Regions from separate parts of the Homo sapiens genome. Here region 2 is linked to region 1. Evidence: chromatin loops called from intact Hi-C (ENCODE). Cell type or tissue: gastrocnemius medialis. All regions are shown on one strand. Links, peaks and the distances in the headings refer to the core of each region. The heading gives the core; the rest is flanking DNA.

The links. Peaks named below come from ENCODE experiments on the same cell type or tissue, not always from the same donor. Only the 100,000 strongest peaks of a DNase experiment are listed, where the experiment ranks them.
Region 2: a loop joins it to region 1, with 2.5 times the contacts of the local background. A loop is called at or near these places in 1 of 110 quality-filtered maps.

Annotation. Positions count from the first base shown.
Region 1 is chr10:89,682,282-89,686,681 of GRCh38, forward strand. No RefSeq gene overlaps it. Among named protein-coding and RNA genes, the nearest start is that of KIF20B, 17 kb to the right of the region's middle. In gastrocnemius medialis, for the core only: no CTCF peak of the experiment used is centred there; a DNase peak (open chromatin) is centred at 1,878.
Region 2 is chr10:89,607,550-89,611,949 of GRCh38, forward strand. It overlaps PANK1 (pantothenate kinase 1), which reads right to left. Exons shown (of 7, transcript NM_148977.3): 2 at 4,147-4,400. Among named protein-coding and RNA genes, the nearest start is that of MIR107, 17 kb to the left of the region's middle. In gastrocnemius medialis, for the core only: no CTCF peak of the experiment used is centred there; a DNase peak (open chromatin) is centred at 2,372; H3K27ac peaks cover 1,236 bases.

The DNA.
Region 1 (4,400 bases), core at 234-4,233:
TCACCTAAGGTCAGGAGTTCCAGACCAGCCTGACCAACATGGTGAAACGCTGTCTCTACTAAAAATACAAAAATTAGCCAGGCATGGTGGTGCCCACCTGTCATCTCAGCTATTGGGGAGGCTGAGGCATGAGAATCACTTGAACCTGGGAGGCAGAGGTTGCAGTGAGCTGAGATCATGCCACTGCACTCTGGCCTGGGCAACAGAGGGAGACTTCATCTTAAAAAAGAAGAAGAAAAAAGGAAACAGACAATATTAACAATAGTCAATATTTGAAAATATATATAGGAGGGACCAATGCGGTGGCTTACACCTGTAATCCAAGCACTTTGGGAGGCCGAGGCTGGCAGACCATGAGGTCAGGAGATCGAGACCATCCTGGCTAACACGGTGAAACCCCTTCTCTACTAAAAATACAAAAAATTAGTAATACTAGCTACTTGGGAGGCTGAGGCAGGAGAATCGCTTGAACCCAGGAGGTGGAGGTTGCAGTGAGTTGAGATTGCACCACTGCACTCCAGCCTTGGTGACAGAGCGAGACTCTGTCTCAAAAAGACAAAAAAAAAAAAAAAAAAAAGTAGGAAAAGACTCCAAAAGAAATATATTTAATAGATCAAAATATTAACAGTGGTAGTCTTTGGGTGGTGTGTCTTTGGAGAGTTATTCTTTCTACCTTTGCTTTGTTTTTTGTCATACCCCATAACAAATCTAAAATGTTTACTGAGAGAAAAAAATGGACTGGGGTAAACAAAATACTGTGGGTCCAAAGGCTCACTTATGAAAACCTCAACTTTATTACTTCTCTTTTGGCTGTTCAGAGGACCCACATCACCTCCTCCATCCTGCATTTTTTATTTTTAATGTGTTTTTATTAGTTGAGGTCAATATAAAAATACTACTGTAAACAAAAATAAAGACAGATTTAAAATTAAGTGGCTCTGTTTTCTCAATGACTTGACTCCTTTGCTATTTAAAATTTTGTTTCTGAGTAAGAACAAATTCATATTATACTGCAAAAAAGTTAATTTAGAACAAAATGAGCTTCTTGATTGTTTGAAACAGTATTAAAATAAGTCTTCTACCTGGAAATATGAAAATTATTGTTCAAAGGGATATACAGTAGACGCTTAAACAACATGAGTTTGAATTGTTTGGGTCCACTTATATGTGGATTTTATTCCATCTCTGCTGCCCCTGGGACAGCAAGACCAACCTCTCCTCCTCCTCCTCCTCTTCAGCTTGCTCGGTGTAAAGATGATGAAGGTGAAGACCTTTATGATGATCCAGTTCCACTTAATAAATAGTAAATACATTTCTTCCTTGTGATTTTCTTAATATTTTATTTTCTCTAGCTTACTTTATTGTAAGAATACAGTATATATTTTGTACGTTTGTATATATACAACATACAAGATATGTATTAATCAAGTGTTTATGTTATCAGTAAGGCAGTCAACAGTAGGCTATTAGTAGTTAAATTTTGGGGGAGTCAAAAGTTTTGTGTGGATTTTTGACTGTGTAGGGGGTTGGCGCCCCTAACCCCTGTGCAAGTATTAATATTACAATTTGAGAAGGTGCCTAAACTTCTTCCATTTAAGTGCTCTTTAATAGTGCTGTCATTGTGCTTCTGGCAAGCACATCTTTACATAACCATGAACTATGTGGAAATTCCAAGATCAGAATAATTTAGATTCTGTCCTTCGGAAACACTGCATTTATCTCGTGTAAGATGATTGAATGTCCTGCTGTAGATGAGACAGCTCTAGGTTTGAACTGCAAACCCGAAGACTCAAGTGTGTGTATCTTGCCCAACCGTGATCTCAATCAGAGTGGTCACAGGGCAGCTCTCAGCTAGAATCTGCAGCTGCTGCTTTTCCCTGTCTAGGAGCACCTGCCCAGCGACAGCTGGAGCTCAACCTTCACATGAGTTTTCTATTTAGGTAGTGTGCATAACTGAAGGAGTGATTTTGAATTTTAGTTCTGCCTCATACTACTGTGGGGGCATTGGATTAATTTTTGTGGCAGGAAGGTGTATTGAGATAAATAATTCTTCATATTCTCCATATCCTGTGCTCACTACCTTTTTTCTAGGCGAGACTCTTGGTATTTTCTTCCCCCAAGGTTTTTTTGCACAAGGAAAGCAGAAGTTATCATGGAGAAGCTTTTATTATGTAATGGTTCAAACTCTTCTAGATTCTGCTAGGTGTTCCCAGAAGAGGAGAAAGACACGTTGAGAGCAACAAGAAGGATGAGACAAATACCTCCCTATCACTAAAAAGGGGGTGTGTGAGGATGACAGGATTCCTGTGATCTTGAATACCCTTGGTATAGTGGCCAGAAGAGAAAGCTCAGACAGGAGGGCTATGTGTTGAGGTATAGCTTGAGATACTGTGTTCTCCTAACCTCTCAAATATTTTTGGCATTGTAGGTCAGACAGAAGCCATGGAGCAGCCCCATCTAGAGTAAGCTTTTCTGGGCATCCCGCAGATACTCATGCAGACGGAAGAGAGATGACAGGACAGGCACTCTCCATGCTTTGGCACATTGGGCAAGATCCTAGAATCCTGAGTCATGTCTTGTGAGGGAAGCCCTCAAATGGCTGAGATGTCATTTCCTGCCATTCCAATGTAATCATGCTAGTAGTTGATTTTAATTAAACTTAAGAAAATAAAATATCTGTACATTTCTTACACATTTGAATTTGTATGTATTTCTGCTATGCTTGTTTGAGCCTCTATTTTTTCATCTTATCCTGTAGATAAAAACACTTGCCTCATAGGTCATTGTGAGGCTTAAGTGAGGTAGCATGTAAGTTCCTGGGATGGTGCTTAGGCATATTTAGTAGAAGCTCAGTTGTTTATTCTTTTTTTTTTTTTTTTTTTGAGAGACAGAGTCTCGCTCTGTTGCCCACGCAACAGTGCAGTGGCACGATCTCAGCTCACTGCAACCTCTGCCTCCTGGGTTTAAGCGTTTCTGGTGCTCCATCCTCCAGAGTAGCTGGGATTACAGGTGCCCGCCACCTCGCCTGACTAATTTTTGTATTTTTAGTAGAGACAGGGTCTCACCATGTTGGCCAGGCTGGTCTTGAACTCCTGACCTCAAGTGATCCACCTGCCTTGGCCTCCCAAAGTGTTGGGATTACAGGCGTGAGCCACTGTGCCCAGGCTTTTCTATCATTCTCTCTGCAAGATGGGACTGGCAGGACAAACGGCAGAAGCTGGTATCGGGGCTTATAGCTGGCCTTGGGCTAGGGAAGGATGAGGGGCAACATTTTCATAGTAATAATAATGATAACTACCACTTCTTAAGAACCTATCAGTGGTTTTTAAACTGCCCTGCAGAGTTCTAGGATTCCATGGAGGGTCTCAGGAGCTGCAGTGAACAGAGGGGAGACCAGCGGTTCATGTTCAGGGCTGCCTCCTCTGCTTCAAGCAGATCAGTTTTGCTCTTACCTAATATATTGATCCTCTACATAACATTTTGTTTGAAAAGTAGTATATCTGTTAAAAATGTTTGAACACTTCTACAGAAGTATTGGATCAAGTTGATAATATAAACAAATACATATTTGCCCAGGTTTCTTCCTTTCCAAGCTTGGGCAAAGCAGATATGGGGACCAAGAGGCAGTCCCGAATCAATATTCAGTGTGATTTTTGTAATGTTACAATAGTAGGAACAATTAGGCTGTTCCTCCCTTCATCCTTCCACTTGTGCTATGCAGCAAGCAGCAAAAGCAATACCCGGTGAATGAGAACACTTGTGTATTACAAGCCGGGAGTACTCAGTGGGCATATACCACCAAAAGAAAGTGGGGGTTCCCATGCCCAGAAGATGAGCTGATGACCCCCTTAGCTTGGTGGTATGTCCTACCTCGCCTCTGTAACCACAGGAAGCAGAACACAATACACAGATAAGCACTCACAGACAGACAGACAGGCAGATCAGCAGGTACTAAAAATGTAAACCTAAGGACGCAACCAAGAATCACCACAAATTTGATGAAAATTGCAGAGGAGTTCCAGAAGGAGAGAATGGTGGGAATGGACAAGAGAGGGAATATACGAAGAATAACAGAATAAAATACTTTTTTTTTTTTGATACAGAGTCTTACTTGTCACCCAGGCTGGAGTGCAGTGGCACAATCTCGGCTCACTGCAACCTCCACCTCCTGGGTTCAAGCCATTCTTCTGCCCCACTCCCCAGTAGCTGGGAATATAGGCACGCACCACCATGCCCAGCTAATTTTTATATTTTTAGTAGAGACAGGGTTTCACCATGTTGGCCAGGCTGGTCACCAACTCCTGACCGCATGATCCGCCCGCCTCGGCCTCCCAAACTGCTGGGATTACAGGTGTGAGCCACTGTGCCCAGCCTTAAAATACCTTATTATCAATCAAAGA
Region 2 (4,400 bases), core at 282-4,281, 75 kb before region 1:
GGGTTAACACAAACCTTCAATCTGTAAAAAATGCAATACAACAAGGTATGCCTGTATTGCAATGAAAAGCTATATGGGCAGAATTAATGACTTTTTAAAAATAAATTTTCTGATGTTAAAAATACCTTGCATTCTTGAGAATACGGTTGTTGAAGTTAGGAAGTGTGGTTGGGAATAAAAATACTAGAATCTGTACATAAAATATTCTGCTTGGTTATTTAAAACAAAACCCACAGAATATAGACACTGGGAATAAACACAAAATTCACTGAAACCTACAGAGCCTTGGTGCACAGCCATGCAGAGTTCTCCATCTTGAAAGCCACTTTTTAAATGGTGGGAGTTCCTCATTGGCTTATCAACATCTTAGTCTATTTGAAGTTAGGCTAAGTTTTTCTTCTGTGTTCCATTTTGATAACTCATTGATTTTGAAGGCTAGTTTTTGCCAGTCAAAAATTTGGTTATGACAATGATCCTAAACTTTTTTTTTTTTTTTTTTTGAGGTGGAGTCTGGCCTCGTCGCCCCGGCTGGAGTGCAGTGTTGCCATCTCAGCTTACTGCAAGCTCTGCCTCCTGGGTTCACGCCATTCTCCTGCCTCAGCCTCCCAAGCAGCTGGGACTACAGGCGCCCGCGACCACGCCCGGCTGATTTTTTGTATTTTTAGTAGAGGCGGGGTTTCACCGTGTTAGCCAGGATGGTCTCGATCTCCTGACCTCGTGATCCACCCACCTCGGCCCCCCAAAGTGCTGGGATTACAGGCGTGAGCCACCGCGTCTGGCCAATCCTAAAATGTTAAAAAAGAAAACAAGAAAGGAAAGAAGGAGGGGAGGGATGGTGGGAAGAAAAAAAGAAGGAAAGAAAAAGGAGGAACAAAGTGCAGACCTGTTCAACTGAGAGTATTCTACACAGGTCTAATTTAATGATTGTGTCATGGTTTATAGTTCTTTCTTGTACATTTTAAATGGAATGAAGAATAGTTACATTATCTAAGGATTCAAGTACATATACTATATATTTTTTAAAAATACTATTCAAATATAACAAGTGCTTACTATTCGGGGTCTGTTGTACATCTTTTACCTAGCCCTAATCGCTCAAATAAATCACACAGATGGATTTTTCAAACTCCTATCTGCAAAGTTGTGTTATACCAAAAACAGTGATTTTATACAATAACAATAACAGGACTTTATAGGTATGTAGATGTACTTCTGTATGATTTGTCAAATTGTTTTAATACGTACAGTAGTATATATTGATCCTTTACAATTAAGTTAGCATCTTCGATTTTCTATTCTAGAAATGAGGAGAGCTTGGATTATTAGGACACTAAGGGCCTTAGCACTCACTGCTCCATCTGCCTAACACACTCTTTCTTTGCATGATTTGCTGTCTTCTTCAGGTCTCTGCTCCAACATTGCCTAGTCACACAAAGACCCTGCCAGCACTCCCTATCTTCTTTGCCCTGGTTTTTTCCCTCCATTCATAGTAATTATCACCATCTGATATATTCCATATTCACTTTCTTTTTTGAGACAGAGTCTTACTCTGTCACCCAGGCTGGAGTGCAATGGCACGATCTCGGCTCACTGTAACCTTGATCTCCTGGGTTCAAGAGGTTCTCGTGCCTCAGCCTCCTGAGTAGCTGGGATTACAGGCGTGCGCCACCTCACCTGGCTTATTTTTGTATTTTTAGTAGAGACAGGGTTACACCATGTTGGCCAGGCTGGTTCAAACCCCTGGCCTCAAGCAATCCACCCGCCTCAACCTTCCAAAGTGCTGGGATTACAGGTGTGAGCCACTTTCGCCTGACTCTATATTCACTTTTTAAATTGATTATTGATTGTCTTCCCCCACTAGAATACAAGCTCATGGTGAGCAGGGGATTTATTTTGTTCATAACAGTACTTGGTGCACTGAAAGTGCCTGAGTGAGTGAATGAATGCTTAGGAAGGAGGATAACACCTATTCATCCTCATAACTTTGGAAAGACTCAGGCACATCACTAACATAACATCAAATGGGCTATAGGAAAAGATCTATCTGTTTCAATTCTGTCTTCACTTTGGCTGAGACTCAGCCTGGATACAGAAGGCAGTTCATAGACTCTTCTTTCACAGATGGATGCCCAACCTGGCCAGACTATTTAGCAAATGTTACATACTTGCTCCCTACTCCAGTCTATTCATTAGGCTTCAAAAGCCTGTCCAAAGGAGGAAAGGCTTCTTTATCTTGGTTGTAATGAGATGTGACTTTTCTCAACTTAGAACCTTGAGAAATACACCTGCTCATGGCCAACACATATTGAGTAACTTTCTCCCAGGGTATACGTTACCCCAGGGGAGAGATGGAGGCATTGACAGAGGTTGCATCAATCCTCTGGGTCACCTTGGTTCACTTCAGGCTCTCCAGTGGAAATGGACAGATAGGGCATCCTTGAGGGACCTGAGGAGCTCAGAGCAATGAGAGTGGATCAGCATTTCCTTCTGAATCAGAATTGAGTCCAAGTCCCAGCTCTTACCTAGGTGACACTGCTAGAAGCTTTTGATCTCTCTGGCAGCTTTAGTTTCTTATCTACGTAGCACAAGAAGGCTATACTTTCTCACCTCCAGAGGTCACTTTCAGTTCTGAAGTCTTACTCCCACCTCTTTGCAGATGACAAAATGAGGCCCAGAGAAGGGACAGGTCTTGCCTAGTCACCCAGCTGATGAAATGTAGAAACAGGACTGGAGTTCAGGTTCAATGGTTTTTCCATTATGGACTGAAACTTAGTTCTCAAGCCCATGGATCTCAAACATCTCAGTTTTAAAACTCTTTGATCATGAGCCTCTTTGGTGAGAAAAGGATTCTGTGGGTCATTTAAGTAAGTGGCAAGTCAAACTCTACTGCTGGGTAATAGGAGGGGACATAGAAGAAAAAAAAAAACAAAAACTGAAGATAATTAGTCTCACTTAGGATACTATTCTAGGACTCTGTTGCCTGCCCTTACAGAAACTTACTATAATCAATGAGGTAAATGGGGTTACTTTTGATGGCACAAGTAAAATTTGCATTTATAGCTTTATTAAATACCATGAATGTGCACTGATTGATTAATGTATTCATTAATGACAGACTTTATAGCAAGACTGGATTATGTTAGTTCTGCACAAAATGGCAGTAATTTGTACTACAGGCTTTGAGAATACGTATTTTATGACTTACCTCACTATATGTTCAACTTTCTAGTAAAACTAATCCTAAAATCTCCCAACCCTTCCTTCTTCCATGTTCAATCACTTTTGTTTATCTAGCTTCCCTTCCTTTCCAAGATATATCTACATCTATTGTTTCACTTTCTTCTCACTTTATAAAATGAAGACTACACAGTACAGAGATTATTATATTGACTGTAGAAAATGAAGAAATTGGAATGCACAGATGTTAAGGGAATGCTAAAAAAAAAAGAGAGAAACATTGGACTGCATGTTACTTATCCGTATCTTCCATTTAGCTTCATTTGTTAAATCTAAATGAGCAACGTACAGTTTGTAAGTACTGCCAGTCAGGATACAGCATTATCCTTACTATATAAAATTATACTCCCTAAATGGTATTCATTAATGAAGGAATTCACTGATAAGTAATATTACAGATTTCATTTTTGTTTGTGAGCAAAACTTCTGAATGGCATTCATATGCTGAAAAAAGGCACTTGAGAGCAAATGGGTAGATAGAAGTAATCATTTTTGGTAGGATTCATAGAAGCCTTCCCATGGGTCTCTGTTTATATATGCATAAAGTTGGCATCACGATTATATAGTAAAAGTCTGTGGTCAATTCTAACTGAAATACTTCAGAAGGGATTTTAGCATCTTGTCTTTAGCGTATTACCCAGCAATAATTGTAATTGAAATGATGATGATAACTATATTGAGCACTTACTAAGTGCCAGGTACATATTATCTCATTTAATCCTACATGTAACAACCCTATGAGGTAGAAGCTGTTTTTATTCTTGTATAGGTGAGAAAACTGAGGCACAGAGCGGTGACATAAGCTTGTCCAGAGTCCCAAGGCTAGTAGTATGGTTCTTCGGTATGAGTGGCCATGATTATGGACATGTGAGAGGTTTTGATGTTTTAACAAAGACAAACCCGACCTACCATTCTGAAGTCCTCTTCGAATTTGAAAGCCCCGCCTCCTGTGGCACAGAGGGTGGTGTGAAGGCTAGAGAAGTTCTTCTCGCTGCCCATCTGAATGAACCTGTGCATAGCACAGCTGGGAAAGCGGATGAAGTGCAGGTTCCCTTTGCGTCCACACATGGTCAGGTTTTTCAGTTCCAGGTGGACGTCTCGGATCCCAGTTTTCCCATAAGCAGTATTAGAAGTCAAATACTTCCGGATGCTCTTCAGGTTCT